2 separate regions of the Homo sapiens genome follow, and region 2 is linked to region 1. A link is an interaction called in ENCODE POLR2A ChIA-PET data of the cell type or tissue named here. Cell type or tissue: IMR-90. All regions are shown on one strand. Each heading gives the region's core, and the rest is flanking DNA. Links, peaks and the distances in the headings are about the cores only.

What was found. ChIA-PET counts read pairs that join two places held together with the same protein. Peaks named below come from ENCODE experiments on the same cell type or tissue, not always from the same donor. Only the 100,000 strongest peaks of a DNase experiment are listed, where the experiment ranks them.
Region 2: POLR2A ChIA-PET joins it to region 1 with 13 read pairs; 3 of 35 experiments call an interaction of 5 or more read pairs at or near these places.

The regions. Positions count from the first base shown.
Region 1 is chr3:59,740,735-59,757,161 of GRCh38, reverse strand. FHIT (fragile histidine triad diadenosine triphosphatase) reads left to right here. Exons shown (of 10, transcript NM_002012.4): 9 at 4,841-4,941; 10 at 7,583-9,885. The coding sequence ends at 4,936. All of the region lies in intron 6 of CFAP20DC-DT (CFAP20DC divergent transcript), which reads right to left. Among named protein-coding and RNA genes, the nearest start is that of CFAP20DC-DT, 660 kb to the right of the region's middle. In IMR-90, for the core only: no CTCF peak of the experiment used is centred there; a DNase peak (open chromatin) is centred at 7,591; H3K27ac peaks cover 1,795 bases.
Region 2 is chr3:59,657,761-59,674,187 of GRCh38, reverse strand. All of the region lies in intron 6 of CFAP20DC-DT (CFAP20DC divergent transcript), which reads right to left. LOC339902 (hCG1813818) reads left to right here and starts at 15,691. Exons shown (of 4, transcript NR_149028.1): 1 at 15,691-15,785. In IMR-90, for the core only: no CTCF peak of the experiment used is centred there; a DNase peak (open chromatin) is centred at 9,577; H3K27ac peaks cover 2,624 bases.

The DNA of each region.
Region 1 (16,427 bases), core at 3,453-11,452:
TTTTGACTATTGTTGTTGCATCAGAAGGAAACCAGTATGTAATACATCAGCGTTGGTGTTGAGCATTTTCAGAGCAAGCAGAGTCACATTTAACTTACGTGACTTACCTGCAGAAAGGAGAGATGGAGAAATATAGTGCACTGAATCCCAGACACAGTCAGTTGGAAGTGCTGTTATTTTATGTACTACTAAGAAAGAAAAACACTGCCAATTAAACTATGACACACTTTTGGTTATAGGACATGTTTTGATTTCAAAGATGTTAAAATATGAAAAAATGTGCACCTTAGAACTGGTGAACTAAGGAATTAAAATAGTGCAGGTTGATTTACACTGCATTCCGTGCAATAAGACCATGCAATAATAATAAGCCCTGGAGTGCACAAAATGATGGCCTTGAATTTTATCTTCCTGCACATGATCCCCTCTGTTTTTTCCAGGATTCACAGCCAGGCAACTTTGGGAACAACCTAGTTACCAAATGCAAGCCAAGTTCTTCCTGTGACACCTTTTTAAGGGGTCTGCTATGTTGAGTTGTCAAATAAAATACAAGAATCCCAGTTAACTTTGTATTTCAGGTAAACAACAAATCATTGTTTCATATCAGGATGTCGTCTCAATACTGTATGAGACATCCTTATCCTAAAACAAGTCACTGAGTGTCTTGTATTTTTGTTTGCTAAATCTGGCAACCATACTCCTGGGGTATTGACTACCTTTGACCTCCACCACATTCTTTTACCATAGGACCTTAGCTTTTACCATGAGAAGCCTCGATTAATACCTTACTCACTCCTTAGGACAGCTCTGAGGATTAGGGATTAGTGAGGGTCACTTTAGAGCTGAAGGAGGTACATTTCCTCCCCAGATTTGAGTGTCTCATTATAATAAGTTGTTTTGGATCTGAATTCTGATCATAACTTTTAATCCTTCTACAAAGTAGTTAGTTAGGTCCAAAAGATACAGATCACTGGGGAACCATGGAGATGAAAAATACTTTTACTCCTAGAAACAACCTCTGTGGAATTTTTAGTGCTCGCTGTCATTAGGTCAGTGTTATTTAGCCTAAAAATAATGCTAATGACTGACAGTAGTAGCAGCAGCAGGGAATATTAAATACCACTTAACTATGTGTCAGGCACGGCACTGCTCACCACTCTTTTTCCTACTCCCATTTTACAAAGGGGAAAACTGAGACACAAAGAGATTAAAGGAACTTTTGTTCTTCTCATTGTTCAAGCTCAGACCTAACTAACTCTCGCCTTCTTGGAGAGCCATTTTTGGATGATCCGTAGATAACCTCTTTCCCTCCATCACTGTTTTTCATAACGTTTCTTTGTGAAACCAAGGTGATACTCAAAAGCCTTTGCAATGAGGCTAGCTCTATCCAGCAGCCTTCCCATTTTGTAATCCCATCTCACTAAGAATCAGCCGTTTGGTGTGTAACCTCCCTACCTGGGTGCCCCAGGAGAACAATAAAGGAGTCTGTCTGGTTCAGTGTTCCAGTGCTAGGTCTGGCCCCTGGCATTACAGAGACAGAGCAACTGTCTTGTGTGTTAACAAGTAGTCACCGCCCTCCCCTGTGGGCAGCCAAAGTAATCTAGAAGGCTTATCAGAAGTGAAACTCCTCCATTAAAGTTCACCCACGGCAAATACTGCCTTTTGGATAAACTACTATTTAAGATCATTAGGGCTTTCTCTCCGTTAGCCAGGCAAGAAGTTGCAGCCACCAGGTTCTTGGGTTGCTTTAGGGAAATGGAACTTTACTCCAAACTGTAGCATTTTTAGTCTTCAAGTCACCTGGATGGATCTTCTAGGACACAAGTCTTGCCCACCAGGGCCTTTCCCAGGCTCCCTATTTCTGCAGAGATTAAAAACATTCAAAGGCTGCTGAACTGCATCCGCATGTTAGTGTTGCTAAGACAAGCCTTGTAGGCCAGACATCCCATGGACAGAGCATAAACAGAAGAAAAGCAGTTCTAGGGCAAGGTTTGCAAAGGACAGCAGTAGTACTGTTGATAGGATCACAAGCAATGTGCTTAAAGGCAAGCGGATTCTTTCTATATGTGTGTGGGCTCTATCTACACACTTCTCCCAAAAAGCAGTGATTCTCAACAGTAAGTGCACCTTAGAATTGGCTGAGAAGTTTTGTTTTAAATCCCCAAACCCAGGCTGCCCCAGACCAATTAAATCAGAATCCCTGGGGTGGGTTTTATTTTTTAAAGCTTCCTAGATGATTACAGTGGGCAACCAACCAGGGTTGAGTGCCGCTGTTCTAAACAGAACCACATGCTTCCATCTGGGGCTTTTAGGAGGGAAATCTCATAACTTTTAAAAGCTAGGTACAACAGAGTTTTTGCAAAGATGATTAGTTTTTGTTTTATTTATTTCCTATTATTTCCCAAAAACTTCTTCTAAGGATTGGCACAATGTTGCCATCTGTAAGGCATATGACAATAACAGACGGTTGCCTAATAACCAGGAAGGCATTAACATTCACAGGCTCTAAATTATTTGGATTCCTCTGGTATGATCTGTGTTGTTGAGGCCACTTAATGCTTTATTTCTGTGTCTTCCAATGGCAGTAGCAGAAGTGGGAAGGCCATATTTCCTGGGCTTTGCATATCTCTTTGTCATCCTATTGAATTGTTATAAGATAAGATGGATTTATAACAGACGTCAAGGTAGTATCAAAATGAAAATTAGTTCTTGAGTAGAAGAATAGCAATCCCGTTTGCCTTGCCTGTAGCAACTGCAGCATGTTTGCCTCTGCAAGAAAGGAAATGACTTCTTAATGTGGTTTTCTTTCACTAAGGAGAATTAAATCTACATGGCAAAATGTAAAATCAGCGTGCTGGCAGCCAAATTCTGAAGGGAAGATCCATGACCCTCATAAATGTATCTGTGGCCCGGTTATATGCTAATGAGCCTCATTTAGGCTCAAACTTACTTACCAGGAGTGGAAATACAGCTCAGCGGGAGTGCGAGGCTATGGTTCCCTCACTGTTTTGCCTTCTGTATCAATGTTGAGCTGCAATAAATGGGGAAATTTCTCCATCTGCTGCAAGCTGCCAGGGTAGAGGCCTCTAGGTTAGATTTAGAGTTTGGGGCCTGAGATAGCAAAAGTCATTTATTAGTTGATAGACTTTTTGCTGAGTTGGCAAAATTATTTTTAAAGGATCAACTTTTAAAAAGTCGATATTTTAATCGTTAAGTTGACCTTTTTCAAAATGGAGTGGAACAGTATCTGTGGGATGCTCTTTAGGGACACTGTAGATCCCTCAGGATGAATAAAAAGGCAAAAGTTGTTGGGGATAATACTGGCACCTACCCCACTACCTAGCTGGGTGATCTTTGGACCGGGGTATGAACTTCCTCAGAACTCAGTTTCCTCCACAGTAACATGGGGTTAAGTAGCGTCAGTTTTATGAGTTATTGTAAGGATTAAACGAAATAATGTATATCAAAGAAATAATGTGCGCCTTTCACATCATAAATGCTAGCTATCATTGGTGCTATTAAATTGTCTCAATCCCAAATGACTTTTAACACATAACACAAAATACTACACTGTGCATTCCCATGAAGAATGAACGGATAACCTGCGGCATTTTACAATGTATAGAGCCACACACAGGAACAATAAATTTAGTTAATGAAATTGAATCATAATAGGAGGTTAAGGGAGAAAATTGAGCATTTCTAAGGAAGAGAGTTCTGAGAACATCCTCTCTGATAGAATTGAAATTGTATTCACTCTATATGTAAATCTGAGACATACACACAATTTTTTAAATATGCCTGTAATCTGAGGAGGAATTTAAATGATTCAAGTGTTAATTTTGAGACAAATTGTTAATTTTTTGTAAGTTGTTTTCTCATTTAATCTCTTTTTTACTGTTTCCCTGCTTGAACCCTCTTTTAATGGAAATACTTATTACTTACTCAGTTCTCATGGCCCTTGTGTCATTATCATAAATTTGGTTCACTGAACAAAACTGCTCAGAGCTCATGCAAGAGAGTCTAAACCAAAGAGAGTAGGAGGTAAACCACAGGCCACCTTGAAGGAGGGGATTATGGGTTGGTGGCAAACTCAATGCCTTCAAAATCCAGGAAGTAAAATAAATGAATGATGCCTGTTAAACATAAGAAAATTAGAAGAGTGTGGGGGAGATTCTGGGAATGGCAAATGCTCCCCATTCCCCCACTTCATCCCAATCTGTGATCACCTGTATTAGTCCATTCTTACAGTGCTATAAGGAACTACCCGGGGCTGGGTAATTTATAAGGAACAGCAGTTTAATTGGCTCCTGGTTTCTCAGGCTGTACAGAAAGCATGGTTGGGGAGGCCTCAGGAACCTTTCAATCATGGCGGAAGGGAAAGCAGGCACGTCTTCTGTGGCTGGAGCAGGAGGAAGAGAGAGTGGAGGGAGGTGCTACACACTTTTAAACAATAAGGTCCCCCAATAACTCACTATCATGAGAACAGCACCAATGGGGAATTCTGCCTTGATGGTCCAGTCACTTGCCACCAGGCCCCACCTCTGACACTGGGGATTCTAATTTGACATGAGATATGGGCAAGGACACAGACCTATATCATATCATCACCCCCCTCAGCCTCAGTAGATGATTACAAGATGGCAAATGATCTGATTATTTTAAATGTGGATTCTTGTATAAAGCCTATTTGCAAGTTGTAGCAACTGAAACAATTAAAAGATACACCTACTGGCCTCTAATTTGCAAATTTTGTTCAGTCTCCCCCAGCCCCCCGAAATTTGTTCAAGGAGATCCCAAGGGCCCATGAAAGAGCCTCTTCCTTTTTTTTTCTCCAAAGCTCCAGAAACATGACAAGGAGGACTTTCCTGCCTCTTGGAGATCAGAGGAGGAAATGGCAGCAGAAGCCGCAGCTCTGCGGGTCTACTTTCAGTGACACAGGTAAAGACTGCATTTCGTCATTACCCAGACCCTCCCGTGGGCCTCAGGAAAGAGGCTGCACTCTCAGAATGGGGATGCACAAAAACACCTTCACCAGCATCCTTGGGTGGTGGCTGCAAAGGACAAAGAGCTGGAGGGGAGAAAACCCTGGCCCTTGAGTACTGTATTCCCAGCCTCCCAGTCTCTTCCAACTCTCCTGCCTCTTCACTCTCTTCTTCCAAGCCAGTGCCCCCAGCCCACCACCACCTTTCTCCAGTCTTTCCTGCGGTGGTGCTCCTCCAGAATCCAATGTTCACAAAGCAGACCTTCTGTCATGCACAACTTCTTGTTTAAAAGGTCAACCCCAACTTAACTTAAAGGTGTGACATGGCCCTTAGGCTCAAGTCTGTCTGCAAAGCCCTGTAAACCAGCTTTCTCTGCCTCCCTAACACGCCCCCGGGCAAACTCCTCTGCTTTCACTGAGTGGACTCTTCTCTTCAGTTGCTATTTGGTAAATTGCCCTTCATGTTTCCCTTTATGTTCGGCTCCTAGGAAGCTCAGGCCACAGGGAAAAGTCAAGGCTTGATAGAATTAATCTTTGTCTTAATGATGACTAACTGTTGAGAGATCATAGGTTTAAGACTCTGGTAGAAAGATAGCTATAGCCAATTTCCTTGTCAAAATGCTTCTACTCCAAATTTTTATGCAGTGTCTAACGAGCTCATGCCTAGATCTATCTGGCAATCTATATTATCCCTCCTAGTCTCAGTTCACATAGTAGACTGCTGGAATGACTGAGGGTGATGTTTGGCCTGTAAACAAAAAGTGTTAAAGAAGGCCAGGTACAGTGGCTCATGCCTATAATCCCAACTACTTGGGAAGCTGAGGCAGGAGAACTGCTTGAACCTGGGAGGCAGAGGTTGCAGTGAGCTGAGATCATGCCACTGCATTCCAGCCTGGGTGACAGAGCAAGACTCAGTTTCAAAAAAACAGGAGAGAGAGAGAGAGAAATGTATCTATCTCTCTGAAATTTGTTTATAAATATAGGGTTACCATGCAATACTGGCATATATCTAGACTAAAAAAATTACTTGTTTATCTGAAATTCAAATTTAACTGGTATCTTGTATTTTTTTCTGGCAAACCTGTTAATAAACTCCCATGGACCCCAGTTACAGATCCTCTCCTATAAATAGTTTCTTTTTTGTTTTTAGAATTAGATAATTCCAAATTAAAATTAGGCAATTCTTCATCTGACCTGTGAATAAATATGTTCATGTTATAAGTTGCAGAAGTAGATCAGACACAAATAAAAAACAAAATTAGTGAATAAATGCTGTTAGCAATTGATTGGAAAAAATTGTATCAACCACTTAGTGATCATGATTTTTAGCTAGAAAACACATTCATTGTATTCTGATTTCACCTTGAAATGTAAGTAAGTCTTTACTGGATAGCTTTAAATATATGTGCACTTGGCCTTTCTCTCCCCAGCCCTCTTTTTAGAGTATTCTAAATAGTTAAAGACCCAGACTACCTTGCCCCCTATTGTTGTTCAAATATGGTGTTGTACTCAGATCCTTGCATTCTAGAAAGCTTATTTCATTCTCCCATGTCATAAGTTTGTCAGCTCTGCACTCAGTTGCCTGGGGGGATATGGCAAGTGCTATAACAGAGGCTGTCTTTCATATTTTATTTTGAACCTTTTCCACTGTTCACCATCTCTCTCTCGTTTTTTAAGGATCAAGCTAGTTTAGTTTACCTAAGAACATAGGCCTATGGGCATGACTACAAACCTCTTTCTGTTCCTCTTATGAAGGCCAGTATGTCATTTTAGAGTGCCCTGTTCAAATTTAAATGGGGTGACAATACCTCAGACTTGACTGCCTAGGTTGAATTTTTTCTCCTGGGTTTTCTATGCAGTGGGTATTTTCAGGTAGAGGCTAGAAAGCTTTAGCCTTTTTCCCAAGGCTTGCTGAATTGTAGGAGTTTTGTCTTAGAATGCTTTTTCTAGACACTTTAAGAACTTTAAGAAGATTCAAACTTATTACCCAAATTTCCTGTAGGCTTTGTTTTGTCAGTTTTTGCTTCTGTCTTGCCTGGAGGCCTGACACCTCCTGTCTTCCAGGTAAATTGACTTCCCTTGTACATCTTACCAGAAAGATATTTACCCTAACTTGTTACACAAACTATTGCCACAGTACCTGTGGATTTTTAAGTTAACTAACATGTGTATTTCTCTTTAAAGGTTTTGTGCACAGACCAAACAAATCACCCTCAGTCTTCCCAGCAGTCAGATGTGGTAACTAAGACTAGGACGGATAATATAGGTTGTGAGGTGGCAAACAACTTAGGGTCCTAAGATTTTGCCAAGACTGTCATCATTACCTGGAGTATAATGGGACTAACTATACCTCCCTTTAAGGACAATGGAAACATTCTATTGAAACCATCCTCACAGGGTTAACAAGAATTAGATGCTGGGTTCTGGACAGAAATATAGTTGTAATTAAGCATTAATCAGGCTGCACTTTGGCCCACTTCTTCGTAACCAAAAGTCCCAGAGCACCAGATGCTAACCATTTGCCTCCTCATTGTTCCTACAGAGAAGATTTCTGATGTTAGAATCATAAGGCCTTTGTTTGTTTAAAAATGGCTTAAGATGTTTTTCAGATCCTGAATTCCAGCAAAAGAGCTATTGCCAACCAGTTTGAAGACCGCCCCCCGCCTCTCCCCAAGAGGAACTGAATCAGCATGAAAATGCAGTTTCTTCATCTCACCATCCTGTATTCTTCAACCAGTGATCCCCCACCTCGGTCACTCCAACTCCCTTAAAATACCTAGACCTAAACGGCTCAGACAGGCAGATTTGAGGTTTCCCCCTGTCTCCTTATTCGGCAGCCTTATGATTAAACTTCCTTCTCTGCTGCAACCCTGTGTCTCGGTGTATTGACTTGCCATGAATTAGGCAACAAACCTATTACAGTTACAGTTACTTTTTTAAAGGAAATTCAATCGTTGGATTGGTCCACCTGCTTATTTCTTCCCTTTTCAAAAAAAATGTCTACATATTGAATTTTTATACATTAAGTGGTTCATGAAACCCCTGAAATGTGTTAGTAAATAGGGCAATTATGAAATATTTGGACATAGCTAGACTTTAAAAATTGTTAATCTGAAGGTCAGATAGACTTGGCCTTCTCCAGCTTTCGTGATTATTCCCTCAGCAGCAAGCTAGTCTTAGGCAGAGCAAGTTTAAAGACATTCATGGTGCTCACTCTGCAAAACTGCACAATTCTCAACATGCACAGAGGCAGACATGATAGGGCTCAGCCCTGGAATTGATAACACTAGCCAACACACTTGCTAAGAATTTATAAGATGTAGACCCTGTTATTATCCTGTCTTGCAAGTGATGAGAAAACTAAGGCTTAAGGATGTTAAGTATTATTAGTTCAAGGCCAACGGTAAGTGGCAAAGCTCAGATTTGAATCCAGGCAGTCCCACCCTAAAGGCCATTCTCTTAGTCTGTGTACTGCCCTCCTTGCTAAAAGAGCTCACCTCTCTAGCCACTTCCTTCTCCCTGTCCCATCTCCCCTTGTACCCTCCAAATAGTCTTCTTAGCCTCTTCACCTTATCTACTGGCCTATTTCTGCCTTGAGGACCTCCCACCTCCTCGCCTGCTGGACTTCTTCCTTACCTGCCTTGTTAATACAACCCTGCCCAGCACCTGCCTCCCTGGTCACACTACAGCCAGGTAGCAGAAACCAAAATGGGCCTGGATTTCCCCAACCAACTTGGTTCTACTTGCAAGATTCTCAGATCATGCTGAATCCTGCCTAGGCTACCCTCCCACTTTCTTTTCTTTACCATCTGACCACATGCCTAAATAAACATCACTTGGGCGAATACAGTGTTCCCCAAATTGCATTCATTCCCATTTTGTCATGATTTTTCTTATCTTTGTGGACCACCTAGAGCATTATTTACTTGATTCACTTTTTGAATTTTAGTATATATATCTTAAACTTTATATTTCAGCCTCAAAGAAAAACAAGTACTACCTGTAATTAGAAGTTAAGCATAAAAATAAACATAAGAGAAAAACAATGCTGATGATTTCCAGCTCTGCATAGTTGCTTGCCTTAGCAACTAGGAGTGAGATTCAGTCTCTGTGTTAAAAAGTGAGGCTAGCCACCATTAGAGGGGCATTTAATTCTAGCACCAAACCGAAACTCTCCATTTGGCATATTCAGAAGGATTAAAGAGAATAACCTACTGAGAGATTCAATGTAGATCACTTAAGATTATCTTAAACAGGAATATGACTGACTCCCAACTTTGGAGAAACAGCAGTGGAGGCCAGATCTTAAACCCAGAGCAAGCTGGCTTTAGACTTGCTTCAACCCTAAACCAGTACTCCTTTCCACCCACCCACCTCCCCCCAACCCCTGCAGGCATATCAAGAAGACAAGGTGCATGGGGGAAAACCAAAGAGTCAGCTTCCCTAGGGCTGATGGGTCAAATCTCAGTGCTTGCCTCTGACATTTTGCTTGCCGACAGTCTGTCTTGAAAACCAACAGGTTGCAAAGAAGAATGTGAACACCTATATCCAGAGATGCCCTATATAAGAATAAAGACTATAAGACCAAAAAGATGTTCTTGACTTAATGTTTGGGGTGGACATACCTAGTTATACGATTTGGCTGTTTCCCCACCCACATCTCATCTTGAATTGTAGCTCCCATAATCCCCACATGTCATGGGAGGGACCCAGTGGGAGGTAACTGAATCAAGGGGGAGGGTCTTTCCCATGCTGTTCTCATGATTGATAGTGATGGTTTTATAAAGGACATTTCCCCTGAATACGCTGTCTTGCCTGCTGCCATGTAAGATGTGGCTTTGCTCCTCTTTTGCCTTCCTCCATGATTGCGAGTCCATTAAACCTCATTCCTTTATAAATTACCCAGTCTTGAGTGTGTGGTTATTAGCAGCATGAGAACAAACTAATACACCTAGCAACTCCTTGGTAAGTATTATTTCTATATCTTCCTTACATATAAAGAATTAATCCTCAGCATAGCAAGAGTACCATTAGGACAACAAAGGTAAACATTCTGAAACTATGTACTGACTCCTCAGCCTCTTGAAGCCATCAAGACACCAACATCAGATTAATTGTGTAAAAGAACTCTCTTTATCTTCCCATATAACCCTCCAGGGTTATATGCACCTGCATTTTGGTGTTTTAGCTTCTCTCTGTATCCTTTGCCTACCAGAAAATGACTTTGAATTGCAGTTTCTTGAGCAGTAGTGAGAAAGGGTTATTGCCTTCACCATGCACAAGGAGCTCAACAGCCCAAGGGTTGCTGAATGAAGCTGCAGTTGTCTCACTCACCATGTGACAGATCCTTGATGAGGCTGGCAATCCTTTCGTTCCAGGAATTCAGCGTCTGCTCTCTGCATAGGTGAATTTATGCATTTGCTCCCTACACACTGGACTGAGTTCCGGGACAAGGGATTTGCAATGGCTCTTTTAGTCTATGTTCTAAATCACATTAGATGACAGGAGACCTGCATTTCTTATCTAATGTTGCCTTCTTCCTGGAGGATGGTAATTCTTTATGCAGGTATTGATACTTGGATTTGCTGCCACTATACACCCAAGCAGTTTTTCTACTTAATTTTAAAGCAATGGCATGTGTCCTAGTGACTAGGGGGGAAGATTTTGCCATCTCCCCATCCTCCCCTCTCCCATTCCACATTAGAATTGAGGGGGATATGTTGTTAAAATATGCAAGCATCACCCCTAATTCTGATGGAAAGTCAGAGCAGGGCAGGTTTCCACACCCTGTTGTGTCAGCAGAGCTCACTTGTAATTCATCAAGCTCTTCTCTGTGCACGTCGTTATTTTATAGATAATTGGTTGCCTCTCATTTACTCATAATGGGACCATGCAATTTCAAAGCAACTGAGTCAGCCCAATACAGCATTATTAGTAGTTATAGATGTACTGTCAAGGCAAAATTTCAACACTGGCGTTTTTGAAAAATCACCATAATTTCTGCCACTGGATCACCCTTATATCATAATTGTGGATAGTCAAGGTGATTGAGAAAGGACAGGTTTGCCTATTTAGCACATGTTCTGGTCTGTAAATTGTACCTTTTGAAATCTACCCCAAATCTCAACCACCTCAGAGATGTTCCACTGTCAGCACAGAAGCCTCTAATGAGAAAGGCCCAGGAAGCTGATCATAGTACTCTCATATTTTCTTGGGGGAAAGGTGGATTTTAAATTCAGCTTCATCACCAATTTAATCTTAAACCCACTAGATAAACCCCATGTGAGGAGCTCAGTACCAATGTAAATGTTTCAGCCATCCCCAAGTTTCAGAACAATTATGAAACTCTTTCAGCCGTTCCCAGATTGTTATGAAAATAGATTTTCTTTAGGCTACAGGTACAAGAGAAGATACTTCTTTTAAGGCTAAAGATATCTTAGTGTGTTCAAAAAGCTCTTTGCCTGACAAAGGACCCATTGTTTTAAAAGAAGCCAGAAGGGAGATTTCAGTTGTTTTTTTTTCCCCTTCTTCTCCAGTCCAATTTCTGTTGGATCTGGCTGCCTCTCCTCTCATTCTATTTAGATGATTACATTTCTAGAATCTGGTTTTAGTGACAGGAAATTAAATACTCTATTACCTGGATTAGATAAATATAAACCAACTCCCTGTGCCTAAATTGGGAATAATAAACCACAGAGTCATGGAAACTTTATAAACCATCAAATCAAATGTCTCAAATGATTTATGTTCCAGCAACTCAAAAGAGGGACCATCCAACAACACTTTAAAAACCTCCTTTTAGAAACATTCTATGAGACAGTCTACCCCATGGATCCAAAATGGATTTTTGGCTTAGTTTAGTTATTTTTAAAATGTTTTAACAAGACCCTACTTTCTCCAACATGTACCCAGTTGTTCAAAAGATTTCCTACAGGCCATTGATGGCTCAAGAATCTGCAGAACTCTTCCTTTGAGATTTACTTCTACTGGTAATTGAAAAATGACTAGTGTCCTGAAGTAATTTTAACGCATGTGAATCTTGAAACCACATGATTCATTACCACAGAGTCCTTTTCAGAAAAGTATAATCTAAATAGCCAAAGATAATTTTTTAAGAGTTTCAGGCTTTACTTACTTACATCTTGCAAAATGGTAATACCATCAAATTGTAATACAATAAAATAAAGCTTGTCATTGTCACCCTCATCATTTTTATCCTCATCTCCAGCAATGGATAACTGCATATTAATCTGCATACTCTTATATAGCAAAAACTTTCTAAATCTTTCTTCTCCTAAGACATTTCTTTTCTTTTTGTACTTGCTTCTCTCCACTCTCCATAGTGTGCTCCTTTCAGTGTTGCCTTTTTGTCTGTCTCTGCCTGAAAGGAGGGTGAGAATGAAGACTCTTCTAGACAGTGTGGAAGGTTAATATGAAGAAAGGCTATGAAAATTCACATTTATAACCTTTGACCCCACTGCTTCATAATAGCTAATATTTATGCAATTCATTTGGTCCTGTGCCTAAAATGTCCCTCAGCCACTTCTTACATAATAAATGCTCCATTATTTTGACACGCTGGGGCATCAATCAAGTATTATGTACATACTTAACCGGGATCATCAATACAGGGTACACTAGCAAAGTCAGCTCTAGATTGTGCTCCTTCTGGCTTTAATACTTCTCTGATTATCTAAGAAGCAGTTCAGTGTACTCTACCACCTCAAATTCATCATGAGTGGTGGGCAATTGAGACTGTGAGTGTCTTATGTATTAAACTAAAGTCCTCCCAACAATGAGGAAAAGAGAGGATAGAGCTAAGTAGGGAACATCTTGTTAATTAAAATGTCACCACTTGTCCCAGTGGTGTAAGTGGGGTAAAATTACACCCCAGACTAAATGTATGTGTGTGCCACTTCTTCTTCCTCCAGAAACCTGTTTTTCCTTCTTTTCGCCTACACAGATAATTGAGGCAGAACATGATTTTTGGAGAGGTCAGGAACCATACAAAGACAGGGGAAGAGAGTGCTAAGGAAGCCATCCTGGGAATAAACTTTTCCTGTCTTATACCCAACTCCTTCAGGGGACGAATGTCTGCCACCTCCTCTTTTATCTCCCCAGCCCTCACTGCACTGGATTTTACAACCCTATCATGGGGTTACCCCCTGTACTAGAGCTTCATGTAAATGATACCGAATCAAAAGAAAAAGTCAAGTGGCAGGTAATGTGTCCTCCAGAGCAAATGTTTGTCTTGTGTTTTACACAGAACTTTTTAAAATGTGCTTTAAAAACAAAAGACTGATAAAATGAACATTACAGTTTGGTGAAAATTATGTCCCAGCGCCTCTCTCTCTCCCAACAAGAAACCTGTTTTCCAATCCCCTGTCCTAAGCACCAGGCATATACACCACCGACTGAAAGTATAAAAAGACACTCTGCAGTCTCCTAAGAATGGCATCTGAATTGTCTTGTCAGTTTGGTTTCTACTCTCAGTGCAAATATCTTTAAATAATTTAAAGTGGAACCCCACCAACGTTTGCCACTACACTTACTCTCTGAACCTGGACGTGTCGCTCTTTTGTGCTCAATTTCCTAATCTCTGAATTATAATGATAGAGAAAGCATTTTACTTATATCCCAGGGTTATTATAAGGAAAACACAAAATAATGGAATGGGAAACCAGTATGTCAATAGTATAAATACATTATTTTTTTCTGATTTCTAGTATATTTTGAAGATGATAAATTATAGGGATATTCAGGTAATGAGAAATTAGTTCAAGCAGTAACTAAAGAATTAAATCTGTAGGGCAGGAGGTTTTCAGACCACTAAAAAAAAAAAAAAAAAAAAAAAAAAAAAGTGTGTCTTCTGCTTTTGTTACTAAAGGCCAAATAATTTGACTCAATCCTCCCACTGTGTTCAACTAGAAAGACTACACAGAACTTTCTAAAAATCTGTTAGAAGTAGGAAGGTAGCAAAAGATTATAGGACCAAGAGCCAAGGAAGACAGAAATCCATAGAAGTGAGCCCCATGTTTGAGGTTGCTTTTCCATTAAGGGCATTTGTGAGCCTCAGAGAGGCAAGTGGAGATAAAGCAATAGTCAGTTTTCCAATGGTAGATTCCTTGCTAAACCTCCACCTCTGGGTGGGAATTCAAAGATCTGGGAGAGTTATACCCTTGGAATAAGAGTGAGCCCTTACACCAACTACAGCCCAACTTCAAATCATCTGGGCAGGTGAGAAACTCATGACTGGAAATTGAATTAAGGTGATCTCAAATTGCTAGTCCATTAAACTCCTGGCAGAAGCCAGAAAATCCTCTCTGGAAGAAAGTAATACCAACCAAGACCTGAAATTATTTCTCACATTTGTTTCCAAACAGAATGCTCAGTATATGTGTGAATGTTTGTCCCCCCCAATGCCACAGTGCCCTCCCCACACACACAAACACAGAAGGCCTGTGATGAGACAAGTTGTTGTGGACTGAATGTTGTGTCCTTCCACAATTCATTTAAGCCCTAACCCCCATGTGATGGTATTAGGAGGTAGGCTTTCAGGAGGTAAGTAGATTTAGATAAGGTCGCAAGGGTGGGGCCCTCAGGGTGGAGTAGGTGCAATGATAAGAAAAGACATCAGATTTCTATCTTTATGCATATTCAAAGAAGGGGTCACGTGAGCACACAGCAAGATGGTGGCCCATCCACAAGCCAAGAGGAGAGGCCTCAGAATGAACCGACCTTGCTGGCACCTTGATGTTGGAGTTCCCAGCTTCCAGGACTATGAGAAATAAGTTTCTATTGTTTAAGCTACCCAGTCTATGATATTTTGTCATAGCAGCTCAAGCTGCTTAAGACGGAAATTGATACAAACAAGATCAGAACCACAGGTTACCTGGAAATTGGAATTATCAGACATAGATGTTAAATTAACTATGTTTATTTATGGAGAGAAAAGACAAGATTGTTTTTTAAGTTTAGCAGAGAGCTAGAATTTATTACAAAGAAAAGACACAGATCATGAGAAAAATAACCAAATAAAAATTCTAGAACTCGAATGAATTTAGCAACACATTATTCACAGCCAGAAAGAGAATTAGTGAATTCAAAGATGAGCCATATGAAAATACCAGACTGAAACATGAAGAGGTAGAGTAGAGGAAAAAGTAGAAAAGAGGACAGAAGACAAAATACAGGGAGAAAGTTGAAAGATATTTATTCATATTTCCATGGGGAGAGAAAACAGAGTTTCAGTGGAATCTAGATTTAAAGAGACGATGGCTGACAATTTTTCAGAACCAGGAAAAGCTACCAATCCAAAAATCCGAAACACAGCAAAATCAAAGCATCAGTGAAGATTCCATGCTTAGACACATTACAATAAAATTGCAGAAAAGCAAAAACAAAGAGAAACTCAGACTTAAGAAGGAAAAAAATCACTGGCTTTTCAAAGAAGTCATAATTAGACCAAAAACAACAACTACAAAAAAATGAAAATCAGAAGACCACAGGATATGTCTGAGAGCCAAAAGAACTACTGAGTTAGATTTCCATACCCAGTTAATATGAATGAATGAATGACTTCATGAATGAAGGTAAGATACATGCATTTTCTGATGAAAGCTGAGAATCTGTCACCAATAGACTTACACTAAAAGAATTCTAAGGGCCAGGTGTGATGGCTGACACCTGTAATCCCAGCACTTTGGGAGGCTGAGGCAGGTGGATTGCCTGAGCTCAGGAGTTCAAGACCAGCCTGGGCAACATGGCAAAATCCTGTCTCTATTAAAAATACAAAAATTATCCAGCCATGGTGGTATGCACCTGTAGTCCCAGCGACTTGTGGGGCTGAAGCGGGAGGATGGCTTGAGCCTGGGAGGTCGAGGCTACAGTGAGCCAAGATTGTACCACTGCACTAAAGAAGAAATCAAGTGGAAGTTGGAAACTATTTTGAACTGACTGAAGAAAACTCATACTTGGGGATGCAACTAAAGGTGTGTTTAGAGGGTAATTTAGTTTTAATTATGACTTGAATGCCCTTATTCAAGAAAAGTCAACAGTTACTGTGCTACCCCATTCTCTATGATGTGCTTATTTCACATTGCGTGCCTGCATCAAAACATCTCATGCATCCCATAAATATATTCACCTACTATGAACCCACAAAAATTAAGAATTAAAATTAAAAAAATAAAAAAAGTAAGTTAATGTGCTAAACATCTTTCTGGAGAAGTTAAAAAGAGAACCACAAAATTAAGAGGGAGGAAATAACAATAAATCATAATGTAATAAAATAGAAAACACAAATGCAATTGAAAGGATCAATGAAGCCAAATGTAGGGTCTTTGAAAAGAGTGAAGAAACAAAAACCCATGTTAAAAAGAAAAAGGCAAACTTCTGTATAGATACTATAGTCATTAAAAAGGAATGTTAGAGCAATACATTT
Region 2 (16,427 bases), core at 5,465-13,464, 85 kb after region 1:
TTAATTTAGCAGTATTTGTCAAAATTAAAAGTGGACAGGGCTTTTGACTCAGCAGTCCTTTTTCTTGGACTCTTATCTTTGGAAACACTTGCACAGGTGGATATAAATGGGATCCTACGGGCATTCATAGCAACATTATAATAGTGAAAAACTGGAACCAGCTTAAATACTTATCATTTAGAAGAACGCTTGAACGAATCGTGGTACATTCATTCTATGAAGTCTGTTCAAAAGAATGAAGTGGACCTATACACACTGAAATAAAGATCTCCAAGATACATTATTGGTGAAAAAAAAGCAGGTTACAGAATAGCATATATAATATGATGCCATTTATGTTAAAAATAAGATACCTATGTAATATCTAAATATGTGGTATACATGCACAGAAAAGGGGGCTTGGAAATATGTACCCCAAAATAATGACAGAGATTACCTCTGGGGAACAGAATTGGAGCAGGAAAAGTTGAAGGAAAACTTTCATGGTTTGCTTTATATGTTTATGCATGGCCAGAATCAGAATGTATTCATGTATTACTAATATACATTTTTAAAATAACAGAAAAAGAAAGAATTTCAATTTCTCTGAGCCCTCCTGAACCTACATCATCCCCTAAACTGAGATGCGTTTGTGGATTTTTTGCCTTTTATTTAATTGCTTTTTCACTCTATCGCAAGCTAATACCTGGATGCCCCTGGCACACTTTCAGATGTCTGCACACGCTAACACAATTCACTTGGCATCACAGAATCTGAGAAACAGCAAAGGCCTTGGGGATGATGTAACCCATTTCTCTCCTTTTAGAGATAATGCATGGAGAGTTTCAATGGCTTGCTTATGATCTCACAGCAAAAGAACTGTCAGGGTAGGAACTAGGAGCTGGCTCTTTGGCACCAAGTCCAAGTTCTTCCCATGGTACTCCATGGCAAGGGAAAGTCCATTGCAGGATGAGACCCCAGAGGCTGCTAATGGTCTCACCAACTGCCTTTCACCTGCACCAGTGCTGCCCACTACCATCCACTGAGCAGGTGGAATCTGAGGCTGTTAGGAGCAAAGACTTTTCCCAATGCATCATGATTCCCACAACGCCTGTGCTAACTCACTCTGAACAGCTGTGAAAATCCTGCCCGTGTTCAACAGCCCTTGAAGTTTCTCATTTTTGTCTTGAAGTGAGTGAAATGTGGCAGAGAAGCTACCCATTACAGGACCAGGGGACACGGTTCTAGACTCTTCTCAAGTCCATATGCTGCAAAGATTTTAAGGACTCCCTTCACGTCTCCAAATTTTTTTTTTTTTTTTTTTTTTTTTTTTTTTAGACAGTGTCTCATTCTGTCACCCAGGCTGGAGTGCAGTGGCACGATCCCCACTTATTGAAGCCTCCATCTCCTGAGTTCAAGTGATCCTCCTGTCCCAGCCTCTTGAGTAGCTGAGACTATAGACACATGCCACCACACCCAGCTAATTTTTTTTTTTTTAATTTTTAGTAGAGATAGGGTCTTGCCACGTTGCCTAAGCTGGTCTCTAACTCCTAAACTCAAGTGATCCTCCTTCTTCAGCTTCCCAAAGTGCTGGGATTACAGGCCTAAGCCACTGTGCCTGCCCCCACTTTTTTCTTAAATGCACTATTTTTCCATAATCAAGGTGTTCAATGCACATGCTTTGTAGTTACTAAACTTTACTTAAGCTATTTTTCTTTGTGAGTTGACTTAGCAATAATGCATGCTGCATATGAGCTTTTATGTCTGTCTCACAATAACTCTACTTTAAGTTTACCTCTCTCTGTGAAAACAGATTCCTAAAGAGCATGGAAATTTCATCTTTTTAACTTGAATTGTATTTTATTTCTTTATGTATTTGTTTGCCTTGAAACAAGGTCTTGCTCTGTTGCCCAGGCAGAAGGCAGTGGCACAGTCCTAGCTCACTGCAGCCTCATACTCCTTGCTCAAAGAATCCTCCTGCCTTAGTCTCCCAAAGCTCTGGGATTACAGGTGTGATCCACTGTGTCTGGTCATGAATTGGATTTTATTTTATTTTAATTAATTAATTTGTTTATTATTTTTTGAGATAGAGTCTTGCTCTGTTGCCCAGGCTGTAGTGCAATGGTGCCATCTCGGTTCATGGCAACCTCCACCTCCCAGGTTCAAGCGATTCTCCTGCCTCAGCATCCCAAGTAGCTGGGATTACAGGCACTTGCCACCATGCCCAGGTAATTTTTGTATCTTCAGTAAAGACAGGGTTTCACCATGTTGGTCAGGCTGGTCTCGAACTCCTGACCTCAGGTGATCCACCTGCCTCGGCCTGCCAAAGTGCTGGGATTACAGGCGTGAGCCACCATACCCAGCCAGATTTTGAATGCTCTGATAGAATACTTGATTTAGAAGGATCTTCTTATGAGTAATGTGAATACTTGATTTAGAAGGATCTTCTTATGAGTAATGTTTTAAATGCAATCAATCAGCTATTACATATACACTGTCCAATATGGTACCCACTAGCCACAGGTGCCCATAGAGTGCTTGAGTACAGCTTATCCCAACTGAGATGTTTTAGAATAAAATATGCACCAAAAAGTTTTCAAAATATGTCATTAATATTTTTTATGATGATTACACGTTGAATAATGATATTTTGGATAAACTAGATTAAAATATATTACTAAAGTTAATTTTCAGTTTCTTTTTATCCTGTTTAGGTAGCTACTAGAATATTTAAAATTTTATGTGTAGTTTGCAACATATTTGGACAGCATTGAAAATAATTAGTTTTATAACCTTGGATTTTTCTCAAGCCAATTTTCTTAAGGGGAAACCTATCTATTTTCAGAACATAGCCATAACTTGCAACTGTGGATAAAAGGTGGAGTTTTAAAGGGATCACTTAATTTAACATTTGATCAGTTGAGTGTTTAATATATTCTGGATGTAGTACTCGATGGATTGACTCTTGACCCCAAAGAGTTCACAATCAAGAAGAGGAATTAGGCCATCATGCATATAATGAATTAAAAATGTCAGTCTTCTCCACTGTCCCCAAACCTGCAAAGTAATAGAGCTCTTCAAATGTCTAAAAACCTATTCTAGGTAAAAGTATTCTAAAACATCAAGTTCAGACCACAGATGTCTGTGTGATATCTAGAAGGTACTCAGGAATTGCCATGTAACGCATAGTCTCCCAAATCAAAAACAGTAATAAAGTCACAAAACATTCTTTTAAAATTGTGTTTGAATAACTTTTTTAAAGACAGGAAGAAGTCACTCTTTTTTATTGTCATGTGACTTGGATAGAGGCAGGGATAGATTGTTCCAATGACCTCTTACTTCACCAAGTCCATACTAAAGAGTGTATGTAATTAAATGGAATTCAAGCATGCATTCATGAAGGCCTATTGATATTAATCTGACCTTCTAAAGATTGGCAAGTTTTGACAAGTGAGTTGCCCAATTTCTATTCCTATCTAGCTAAAGGATGAAGTAGACTAAAATTATAAACACACACACACACACACACACACACACACACACACACACACACACACACACACACACACATACCACCCCTGGCTTGGGTCCCTGGAAGCTAAGCTTATGCTACATGATCTCTCTCCTGGACTCCAGCTGATTGATCTGAGCTGCAGAGCTGTCTCATTCTTTTAAATAACTACATGATCTCTCACTGCATATATGTACCATACTTTATTTAACCAGCACCATATTAAAGGATATTTAAACTCTTTACAGACGTTTTTTTTCAATATAAACAGTGCTGCAATGAACACCTTTGAACACATGAACACGCATGTTGGATACCTTTCTGGAATAGGAGTACTTGAGTTAAATGGTGCATGTGCTTTCAATTTTGCCACATATTGCCAAAATGCCCGCAAGAGAGGGCTTACAATTTGTGTTCTCCTCAATGTATGGAAGAAGAAAGGGATTTTATTTAAGGTACATGTATTTGTGCCAGATGAAGAGATAGTTTTATATAAAGCATAAATAACCTGTAGAAAAATCCTGCAAGGCTACATTAAATAAAAAGAGGCTAAATTTAGTGTAACTATTGCACTCATCTGTTAAATTTTGTAATAAGGAATTTAAAACTATATAATAAATATCATTAAACATAAAAAAACCCTCTCATTTAAGGGAAGATATCAAAATGTTAAGAAAGAAGAAAAAGCATATATAGTAAAAGAGGGAGAGAGAAAAAGGAAAGAGATCTATAGAAAGATGTCATACAATGAGTTTGACACCAGTAAATCTCAGTGAAAATGAGGAGACTGGTTTTTCTACCAAGAACACTCACTTTCTGGGCCTTTTGTGAATTATGCATTTGTGCTGTTTTGTATCCTCAGGTGTGGCAGGTTGCCATATTGGACCTAATTCGTCAACTCTCTCTTCAGCTGTACCTTTCACATAGCCTTATCATGGGCAGAGTCTACTTCCGTGTCCCTTGACTTGGGATTGGCCATATGACTTGCTTTAGCCAACGGCATGCATGCACAGGTACCATTGGGCCAGTTCTAAGCTTAGGCCGTGAGGGTCCTCATATGGTCTATTTGTTCTCTTGTGCCCCTACCATCACTTTGAGAAAAACGTGCCCCTGAGTACCCTTCTGGTCCAAGGAAGATGACAGACTCATGAAGGGAACCTGGAGCCATATCATCTGAGCCCAGGCTAAATCAGCCAACCCCCAGCTGCCCTGCAGATGTGTGAGCTAGCCCAGCCAAGATTAGCAGAGCCACCCCAGCTGAGCCCAACCTAGAGGAGTCAACTTTCAGCCAACCTGCAGACTGCATGAACAATGAGAAATGATTGTTGTTTCAAGCCACTGAGTTTTGGGGCAGTTTGTTACATAATAACAGCTCATTAATGTATCAGACAATCAAAAAGGATGGGTTTGGCCCAAGCTTTCAAGGTCCTCCCTTCATTCAACACATATTTATTAAGTACCCACTATGTGAAGGCACTAAGCTAGGTTCTGGGGATACAGTGAAGAACAAGACAGACCAGGTCTTTGCTTTTATAGACCTGATCCGAGTAAAGAGAAGACAACATAGAGAAGCATGATATGACTTATAAATATGACTGGCTGCTGCTTTCGATTACTTGGACAGTGAAGTTTTCTTAGAAAAAGTGACATTTCAGTCCAGATTTGCCTGACAAGGAGCCAGTTTAAGTTCCAGGGGTGGAGCGCTCCAGAAAGATAGAACAACTAGAGCAAAGGCCCTGAGTGGGAAAGAACTTAGTGCATTCAAGATACAGGAAGGAGGCCAGTGTGGCTAATCATGGTGAGCCTGCCGTTGAAGTACTGTCTTGCTCCTTCTAGATAGCTAGTGCCTTTTTGCATTTGGGAAAAATGTGCTTGCTTCAGTTGGCAAGAGGTCTGTGTCAATTGTAATTTCACTATTCTCAACTTGGCTTGGACTTCAAATAAAAATGAAAACCCAGCCTCACTCTATTCTCATTTAAAACACATCTACTGCTCACTCCAATCTTCAGTAGTAAATGAGCACAAATGAAGTAAAGCAACTAACAGTTGAGGTAATGGCCAAGAGAGGATGCAGACAAGGCTTCAATCACCAGGTTCAATACTCAGAGAAGCAAAAGCAGATTTCCAGATTTGTCAGTCCTGTAGTTTTGCTCTTTCCAATTGACTTTTAAATTTGGTGGAAAGGTTCTGTGTCTAAATGAAGTAGCGCTCACCCTCTAAAACACAAACAGATCTCAGTAGTTCCCAGAAGAAGTGCTATTCCAGGTTGGGCTGGAGTTCCAGGACTGCAGCCCATGTGACTGCCTTTAAAAGACAGAATGAGTCAGGCATGGTGGCTCATGCCTGTAATTCGGACACTTTGGGAGGCTGAGGTGGGAGGATCGCTTGAGGCCAGGAGTGCGGAACCAGCCTGGGCAACATAGTGAGACTCCATCTCTACAAAAAATTTAAAAATTAACTAGATTTGATGGTAGGCCCCTGCAGTCCCAGCTATTCTGGATGCTGAGGTGGGAGGGTTGCTTGAGCCTAGGAGTTCAAAGCTGCAGTAAGCTATGATTGCACAACGGCACTCCAGCCTGGGTGACCAAACAAGATTCAATAACTTACAAAAAAAAAAAAAAAAAGAAAGAAAGAAAGAAAGAAGAATGCATTGTGACATTCTCCCCTCCCCAGCCTCCCAGAAATTAGCTCCATTTAGATACTGGGAAAGAGGACATTTCACCTGGCAGCTCTCTGCTTATTATTCTGTGACCTTGAGGGGATTATCTAGTTCCACGTGCTTTAGACTTATTTATGAAATGACAATGGTAATAACTAACCAACCACAGGTTGCTATAAGGGTTAAATACAATAATATGCTTCTAAGTCTTTATAAACCATGAAGGGCCACTTAACTGTGAAGCATCCTAATTATTTATTAAAGATGCCAAGTCCTTCCCCAGGCTGGATTGCTTTCTATCCCTAATGGGCAGAAAACCTGGAGTATAATATTTTGATACCTAACATTTAAAAATACATAAGCCATGTGCTATTATTGTCCAAGTGATAACACCATTTTGTGATTATTAACCAAACAATAAATTCTCCAAAGACTCCTAGGGATGTAACTTTGTCTTTCTCATGATTTTTCTGTGGGTATCCATGGAAGCACAGCAAAGAGTTTTTGCCTCTAAATATTCTCATATGGAAATTCTGATTACATTCCACTACATATCAGCAATGAGAAGTCTAAAATACACAAAATACAACATTTATCTTTAGACTATATTAATATTTTATTTATGTGATGGTCTGACATCTGAGCCCAGAATAAATATTTTAGAAATTTCTTTAATTTCTCAAAAATCCTTTAATTGATCCTTCTTTTGGCTAGTCTCTTTCTTCAGTATTAAACTTTGAACTCCTGAGTTACAATTAGCAGCACACACTGCCGTCCTTACAAACAGAGGGAGTTAAGTTTCATATACCCAAATGTTCAGTCTAGCAGCATCCACCATGGTTCTGGCTGCTGCCAGGACCCAGAGGTTGTGATTAAGAGTCCATTCATGCTGTCGGTGGCACCACTGGAACTAAATTGCATCTCTTGGCCTTTGGCTTCCAGGTTTATAAAACTATGAAAGCCATATTCGTTTCCTTCATTGGCTTGCTCTAAGAAGCTAACACCAGTGTTGCCGGCCCATTCAAAAATGCATGACATAAATGTCAAAGCCCCATCTGAATGATGTTTTTCTTGTAGAAATTGTTTTTCCTAAGGTGATTTTAATAACATAGCTAGCCATCTGGCATACCTAGGGTAAGCAGAGAGAAGAGGACCCAATATTTAGATTTATCAATAAGTAAATTTAAGACTAATGATGTTTTACATTATGTGAGTACTTTCTACTTTGTCAGAAGATCTGTCACAGGATTCCTGTAGCGAGCTTTCCTGGAGCATTTGAAATGTGATTCGATTTATGGAAAATCAATTCACAGGTTACTTTTTGAGGATATATTTATTTTATAAAGTATCAAACCTTAGGGATCCTGATTTTTTTCAAATAAAGTTTGCCTGTGTGGAGTGTGCCAGGGCAGGAGTTTGAGGAGGTTATATTGTGTAGGGAAGATATCTGATAAATACATTTTGGATGATAGGATGAATGAAAAAACAAGTGGATGGTTGGATGGGTAGGTGAGAAGACAGATGAATCAATGAATGAGTTAGCAAATGAAATAAATGAATTAGAGTTTTGGAAGATTTTCTGAATTGTCAGAAGGGAAAGGGGATGTTTACTAGCTACCAGTTCATTCATGCCTAAGTCACGCCCTTGCCCAGTCTGTGGCATTCCAAAATGCAAGCATGAATATGGAATCAAATAAATATTTTTCAAATGTCAGTGTACCTGGGGTGAAAAGAAAAAGAGACGATGACTGTCAAGGTAACAAATTTACATATTTATTTCAGACTATATTAAATTAAAAAGTGACATCCATCAAAATTACCTAAGCCAAAGTTATTGTTGATCCTTCCCACATTGTTAAATTCTGTGGTCATTCTGACACCCCACACCATTTACCCAGCAGCAGCATTTAGGGTGGATGACAACTTGCACCTTATTTTTTTATTTTTTTTTTTTTTGAGATGAGGTCTCTTGCTCTATCACTCAGGCTGAAGTCCAGTAGCATGATCACAGCTCACTGCAGCCTTGACCTCCTGGGCTCTGGTGATCCTCCCATTTCAGCCTCCCAAGTAGCTGGGACTACAGGTGCATGCCATTACACCAGGCTAATTTTTGTATATTTTGTAGAGATGGGCTTTGCCATGTTGCCCAGGCTGGTCTCTAACTCCCGGGTTTAAGCAATCTGCCTGCCCCAGCCTCCCAAAGTGCTGGGATTATAGGCATGAGCCATCGTGCCCGGCTGCACCTTCTTGATACATTGTCCTCCCTTGGCTTCCAGAAGTCTCAATTGTCATGGTTTCATGAGCAAGTTTGCTTCCAGGAGCCCCCATCAACAGAGGCATGTGCTTTCACTCCAGCCACATTAGACTCCTCACTGTCCCCAGACATTCTTTGCCATTCCCAACTGTGGTGCCTTTGCTTCTACTGATTATTCTGCCCAGAGTGATCTCCACATTCCTTTCTTCCTAGTGAAACTCCATTCATGCTTTGAGACCCGAAATTACTAGTTCCTCATCCCAAAGCCTTTTAGGAATTCTCTTCCTATCCTCCAATCTCTCTCCTCTACTTGGTTTCTGCCTCTATGTAGTAGCACTGATAACAGGAGTGATCCAAGCGATTATAGGAGGGATGGGAACAGTAATAGGCGTAATAAAATGGGGAGGAAGAGAAGCAGATAGATTTAGTGAACATTTACTATTACTAGACACTGGGCTAATTCTTTCATATTCATTATTTTACCGAATCCTTACAAGGGCAGTTATTAGCATCACTTTATAGAGGACACACCTGAGGCTTTAAGCGGGTGTTTGAATTACCTGAGATCATCCAGCTAAAGTGTGGAAGTGAGCTGTGAAACCCAGGCCTAACTCTGTCCAGAGTCAAAATGCAAAACCACCAGCATTTGGTGTGGATGATCACTCGCAACTTTTTTTTTTTCAAAGTCTTACCCTGTCACTCAGGCTAGAGTGCAGTGGTCATTCTAATACCCCACACTATTTACCCACTAGCAGCATTTGGTGTGATCACAGCATGATGCTGCCCCATAACACTGTGTTAGATTTATTGGTGTCTCTAGCTCCCCATCTCCTCCTTGAGGGCAAGGAAGTGTCTCTATAGTTCCAATGTTTGGTTAGTACCAGGTGTTTAGGGCATGTTTTTTAACTAAATGAAGGAAGGTGGCATATTTTCAAGAGTAAGAATGGGCTTGTGATGATCTCTGCTGAGCTTTTGTACACAATTTTGGAGGTAGCCAGTAAAAGCCAGTTGGGCTCTGTCTTAACTGGACCTGCCAGTCCCAAAATGGGGATGGGAATTGTGTGGGAGTCATTTTAGTGTGAAATCACACTGCTTCCAGGGTGAAGAGGCCCTTCCACCCTGGGTATTTCACAATTTCTTGGCCTTACTTCTGGCTGCCTGATATACTTAGTTGGATGTTTACATAGCAGAGTTTACTCTAGCAGAGGAAGAATGAGTATGTCCTCTCTGTGGCAAGCAGTTGAACTTACTGAGACTGACACCAGTCAGATTTTATCTCAGTGGCTCTTTCACCTCTTGGTAGCCCCTTGAAAAACCTTATTTACTCAAGATGAGCCCTGGCTTTCAACTGCTATTGGAGGACATCCTTCAATTCACTCTCAATGAACAGCGGGGATAGCTCAGTCCTCACTCACATTCCTGCCCCCTTTCCCTACTTGTCCTCATCAAAGCCCGCTCAAGACTACCACCACCATCTTTTCGTTGCATTTATTGCTCCTATACGCTCCCTCAGATCTCCCTGTCTTTTTTTTTTTTTTTTTTTTTTTTTTGAGACGGAGTCTCGCTCTGTCGCCCAGGCTGGAGTGCTGTGGCGCAATCTCGGCTCACTGCAAGCTCCGCCTCCCGGGTTCACGCCATTCTCCTGCTTCAGCCTCACGATCCCTGTCTCTTAACAGCCAAGCAATGCATGCCCTTTGGTCAGGTCACACTCTAAATAAGGACAACACCAATAAGTCAGAACGTTGTGCACTTGTAGAGTGCGTTGTGACTTATCAAATGTCTTTTTACCCATTATGTTAATTGCACTTTTCTAGTACGGGTGCACCATACTTTCTCCTGGAGCAAAACTCTTAAGTCAGTTTATTTTTTTTCAAATTCAGAAGATGAGAACCATGCAGGATATCATTAAAATAAATCTTTCATTTTATGTTTTACCAAAGATACTTGGTGTCTACTATAATACCTGTAAGTCGGCTCAGCACAAGGACTACAGAGACAACTGTGATAGTATCCCTGCTCCCAGGTGCCCCTGCTTTGGAGCCCAGATAAAAAATAAATAAATAAACAATTGCAAAGGCTGAGGAAAGTGGAACTTACAGGGATAAACACACACAAGAAAACACAGGAATGGGGAAACATCACTGCTAGGGTTGACCAAGAGGATGTGAATCATGAAGAAGGGTTATTCCATGCACAAATACCAAGAAAGGGGTCCTTTTTAAATTACAGCAATATGTATTGAATGCCTACCACATTTCAGGCATGGAGGATATGACAGTGGGTATGACAAATGTCCTTGCTCTCAAGGAGATTATAGTCTAGTGGAAAGACTAGCAAACAGATCAATCCAAAAGAAGCTTTAGAAAGCTGTGATCTTTTTAGACTTGTGCCACAGAACCATGACACCCTCCCACTCCATGCTGACCTTGTCACTGCCATGTACTAGTCTTCTGGTCATTCCTTCCCATCCATCAGAGATGTGGGCATCTGACTCATGGACTGCCTCTTCAACCGAGACAATGCTTTTTATGTGGCAATCTATCTGCATCCCTGCCTCTCAGGTTCTGACATCCTCATCTCCAATAAGCCCCTCTTCTATTTGCTCTCTATCACCTCCTGGGAAGTTACACCCTAGACCCTGTGATCACTCAACATTTCTCCATGGCCATAAGCCTGAATTTTAGCCTTAGGTTCTGACTATGGACTCCTCTCCTACTATTTTCTTTAACTATATTCTCTAAGACTCTTTATTGACTTCCCAGGGACTGCTGACCCCTTGAGCAGAAGTTGGGTGTATTCTGCCTTCCCAAATACTCAAAGGCAAAAGACTTTGCCACCATTTCCTGTCAAAGTGCTTAATGTAGTAGGTGTTCAGTAGAAATTTATCCAGTCTTTGTTGATGTTTATAGAGCACCTGCTAAGTGCCTGGCACAGTGGTGGAGTGGGCAGGCACGGCAACTGTAGTCACTTTTACAGCCTGCTGGTGACTACACATCTGAATCCATTGTCTGGAGGTCATCTCTGAAAACACTAATAAGAAACTGTTCTTAAAAGTTTTTAGAAGCTTAATCTTCTTGGCCAATTCTCCCCAGGCCCCAAAGAGAAAAATCAGGGTCCATCCTATTACAATTCCATAATTGTTTGATTCTTTTCTACTAAGAACCACTAGGATGAACTAGCTAAGAAATGACTTTGCAGGCACCATCTATTTTAGGTAGATCTTCTTTTCTTTGCTTGTAGCAGTTTTCTATACTTGATACTTTGCTCAAAACTCCTCAAATTCCCATTGGAATTAGAGGGCTTACCACCTTCAGGGGGCCTTTCAAATGATAAAGGAAGTCAAATATATTTCTAAAGCCAAGCCAGGAAAGCCCAGCAGCTTTGAAAGCATAAGCACAGGGTCTTTATAGTGACTGAGTAATATTAGGGCACCAAGTACTCCAAAATAAGGGGAAAAGAAGCACATTTTTATGTCATTCTTTTAGAAGAGGATCCATGATGAAGAAATGGGTCTAAGTGTGAGTTTCCATTGTCAGGATACTACAGCAGCCAGAGTGGTCTGTTAAAAGTTTCAAAACCCGGTGACTCAGACCTCTACACTTATGGTCAAAGCCAGTCTTGAATGAGGCCAGTGAGGGTCTGCATGATCTGAGCCAGAGCGACCTCCCTCCTGCTCATCACACATTAGCCACTATGGTAGCTTCCTGGTTTCTCTCACAGGGCCAAGTTGACTTTTGTCTTCAGGGCGTTTGAACTTGCTCTTCTGCTTGGAACCCTCTTCCTCCAGATTCTTCTATTACTGGCTTCTTCCTGCCAAATGGGGCTCATCACCCAATGTAGTTACTCCTAGCCTTAGTCATTCTCCATGCATGGTCCAGTTTGTTTGAATGCTTAGCATGCAACTTGAAATTATCTGTTGGCTTATTTATTTCAGTTATTTATTATTCCCAGCCCCCTTCAGAGTGTAAGCACCTTGAGAGCAGAAATCAGACTTGGTCATTACTGTATAATCAGAGCCTAGAAAAGTCCCTGGACATAGTTGACACATGGTACATATTTTTTGAGTAAATGATTTGCAAACACTGAGTAATTTCTCCATCAAAGGGCCTTCCCAAGCCACAGCATCAAATCCATACATAAATGTGGCATATGAAGCAATTAATCCAAAACTTTGCTTATCATGCACCACCAATGGCAGGCCAATATGGAATGTTCACAACTCTAATGAACATTAGTCTTCCCAGGTGCCGTCCAGGCACTCTTTTGGCACAGGTGATTCTGGGGTGCAATTAGTCGGCAAGAACAGCACCAGCTACCCTACAGTCTCCACTTACAAACAAGCACAGTGCTGGCGGGGTTCCTGGGAGGGCAGAGGCTGGCAAAGAGCCTGCTCTTTGGACTGCATACTGATCATTAGAAAAATGGGTAAATGAGGATGTTCCCTGTAGAAAACAGAGACGGTGGTGAAGGGGCAATGGAGGATAATTTTGCTGATAATAGACTGAAGAACTGTTGATACTGGCAGAAAGAAAACAATACTTTTTTATAGTTTGAAACATTCAGTCTTTAGCCAAATGTCCAGGCAGATTATGATTTATATGGACATGGTTGTGCAACCCCCGGAGGGAAATGCACTGTATGAAAATATGCGTATGCATTTCAACAATGCACTTGAGGCACCGCATGCATGCACCTTGGTGAATTTTTATGTGCATACTCTGCTGCGTGGCTGTTAAAAAAAAAAAAAAAAGGCCTGCCTTTTCAAATGTACTGTGTGCACTTTACATTTTTTCTAGTGGCTAATGTAAACACACCTTAAGTGATCATAAACGCTTGGATTAACATCAGTCAAGATATCTTGAGCACATATAAATTTAAATGGCTCTGTTGATTACATTTCCACTTAGAGTTGGGAACCTGACATATTAAAGGAGACTAGAATTCAGAAAAGCAAGATTTTTTCTCTATGTCCAAGAATTTGGTTACAATGTCTGAAAAATAATATCTGAATTTTAAAAGTAATTACTAGTGCTTATGGAGGAGATGACTTACTATACACAAAGCATTTTGTATACATAATGTTGTTTTATCTTCACAATAACCCTATGAAGGGTTTTATAAATAAAGACAGAGTCAAGGCACAGATTTCACCCAAGATCACACAGCTAGTGAGGCTGGAACTGATTCCAGCCCAGGCAGTCTGACTCACGAGCCCACATTCTTAGTTACTCCACCCCACTGCCTCTTCAAATCCTAGACTACCTTTTGTTACTTGCAGGTTCACAAACACCTGCATACTCTGTGTCTCAGATTGTTAATAGTGCCTTGTTCCTAATGCTAAAGCAACATCATTATTAACACTTGTCTTTGCAAAAATTCAGAGCAGGCTAAAGCTTAGGTTTATGATGATATAATTCTCATTCTTAGGCAGGAAAGCAGAAGGCCCATGAAATGACAGTCAGCTCAAAGGCATGGTGCACTTCTCCATTTAGTTATTCATTTGTTTGTTCAGTCCACAAAACCCTAATACGTATAATTTACTAAATGCTGAAGATATAAAGGTATGAAGCGAGTTTACATTTTAACATCTAGTATGTGCTAACCCATCGACAAATTAAAATATTAAGATGGTAATAAAAGGCATAAAGGGAAATGCATGGTACTAGGGGATTCCTGGTCCTGTTTTAGGGGGCATGAAAAACCTCCCTGCAGATGACAGGGGAGCTAAGAGCTGAAGGCAAAGGTGGAGTTGAGGGTTGGGGAAGGGAACAGCCCCAGGAAAGGTCCTTGAGCAGGAGAAATCCCAGCCTGTTGCAAAATCTGAAGGAAAGTAGGAGTGGCCAGAGTGCAGGGGGACAGGTCAAGTCTCCCAGCAAGGCAAGGCTGGGAAGAAGACGGGCAGCCAGAATGCCAGTCCCAGCACTTTCCCTGGAGTAGCTCATCTGAGGCTTCCAACTACCCTTCAAGGCAGGTACTATTATGCTTTTTTTTTTCTTTCAGAGAAGAAACATGTCATCTAGAGTGAGGATTTCAATTTTGTCTATGCTCACACAGCCAGTAAATGAAGGATTCAAACCCAGATACTCTAGCTCTGAGCCTCCACTATTGACAACCAGGCTACACTGCCAAGACACAAGGAACTCAAGACACCGCAGAAGTTTGTCTTCAGAGCCTGGACCACTAATCACAGTCCTATGTTGCCTCACGGCTAATTCTAGGTGCCATACAGGAAAGTGTTGCTCTTCACTGGGAAGAGGATGTACTGACTTGGCTAAGGGAGCCATGCCCTCATCAGGGCTCGAAAGACACGAAAGACTTGCTGCTGACACAGTGCCTGGAGAATAAATGACTTCAGACATCTTTACACACTCTGCCCACCCTCTGACCCTGATGCCAATGTCAGAGGAAGATCAATCAGACATGAACAGAGTGACTGTGTCTTTCCCTGGTCCTTGGCAAGTTACTTGTGTGCATGGAGCAGTTCTCATTATCCCTATTTTTCTGGTAGAAAGATCAATATCTCGGATGTTTTCCAATTGGAAACCAAATTCAAACAGAAAGATTCTTCCGAACATAAACAATATGGCTCAACTAGGGACTTTTTTTCCCTCAAGAAGTATATGTTTTTCCCAAGTCTTTTTTCACCATGTGGCCTGCCAACATTTTGCTTGTATAACAAGGAAACTGGGTCCCTGCTTAGAGTCTGATGCTTGAGATGGCAGTGACTTCTGCCAACCACCTTTGCCAAAGATATTCTATTAGTCTTGGTTGTTTATTGGCTAAGGGAGAGCTCCCTTCATGGGCATCTGGCAAGGTAGAGGGGTAACAAACAAACAAACAAACAAAAATTAGAGCATGCTACTTCTGCTGTCATCTGGCACTCAGAACCTATCATGTAGGCAGCCCCTGGCATCACATTTTGGCAAAGAGACTGGCATCCCATTGGCTAGAGTGCTGGAAGCCAATGCCTCTCTTCCATCACCATCTCACTCATTCTCCTTCCTCTTCTATCTCTCTCCTTTCTTTTTTTTTTTTTTTTTTTTTTTTTTTGGTACCAGTAGACCACCAGCTGGACTCTCAGACCGGTGCTTAAATTTCTTCTTTTGTTTCTGCAGATAAGAAATAAATATTTTTCTATGCAAGTGGCCTCTGGCCTTTTCTGGTAGGAAGCTTCCTCCAGCTATAGACACCTCAAAGCAGCTGGCCCAGAGTCTCATGCTAGGCCGAGCCTCCTTTTCAGCACTTAACAGAAACATTCTTGAACTTGCCTTTTGGACCTTGGAACATCTAACTGCCCTTGGCCTGTTTCTATGAAGCTCCCTGGTGAGAAGAGTTTGTCTTTTCCTTTGCACCCCGAAGCCCCTGCCTGGGCTAAAAACGTGGTGAGTTATGGTGTTTTTCTCTGCTGCATGTTAGAGCAGGGGCCCTCACCCCTTCCTTTGGCCAGGGCTGTCACTGGGGACCTCAAAGCCTCAGCTTTGTTTCTCATGCCTGCTGATCTGATGATATTCAGAAGTGCGGATGCTTTCTACTTTGGTGGTAAGACTACATCATCTTAAAATGGATAAAGTTGACTTTTAAAAAATTCCTTGTTTTTCTTTTCCTCCCATTTCTGACCATTTCTTCTCTAGGTACAAAGGGGTTAAGAGTGGGGATGAGGGGTACTGGCAAGGAAAAAACTGTTCCAATGTCCTTTTTCTCCCCCTTCTAGGCTTCTGAGTCTCCCTATTCTTCCCTAAAAATTTCCCAGAGGGGGCTGAGCCCATTGCCTCTTATCAAAGTGAGGAGGGGAGAATTCCTGCTTGATAGTTAACTCAGAGATTATACAAATTTTAAGAGATGCTCCCTTGGGATTCTGAAGCGTGTATTCAAGTAAACATGAAGCTCTGTCCAAATATAGGCCATATTTTGGGGTCGGGATATCCTCCCTGCTGTCTGGTTATTTGGTCTTCAGCCATGTTAGAAATCTATGTAATTGGGTCGCTTTACTCTCTCCTTCCACTGCTGAACCAAGGGAATAAGGC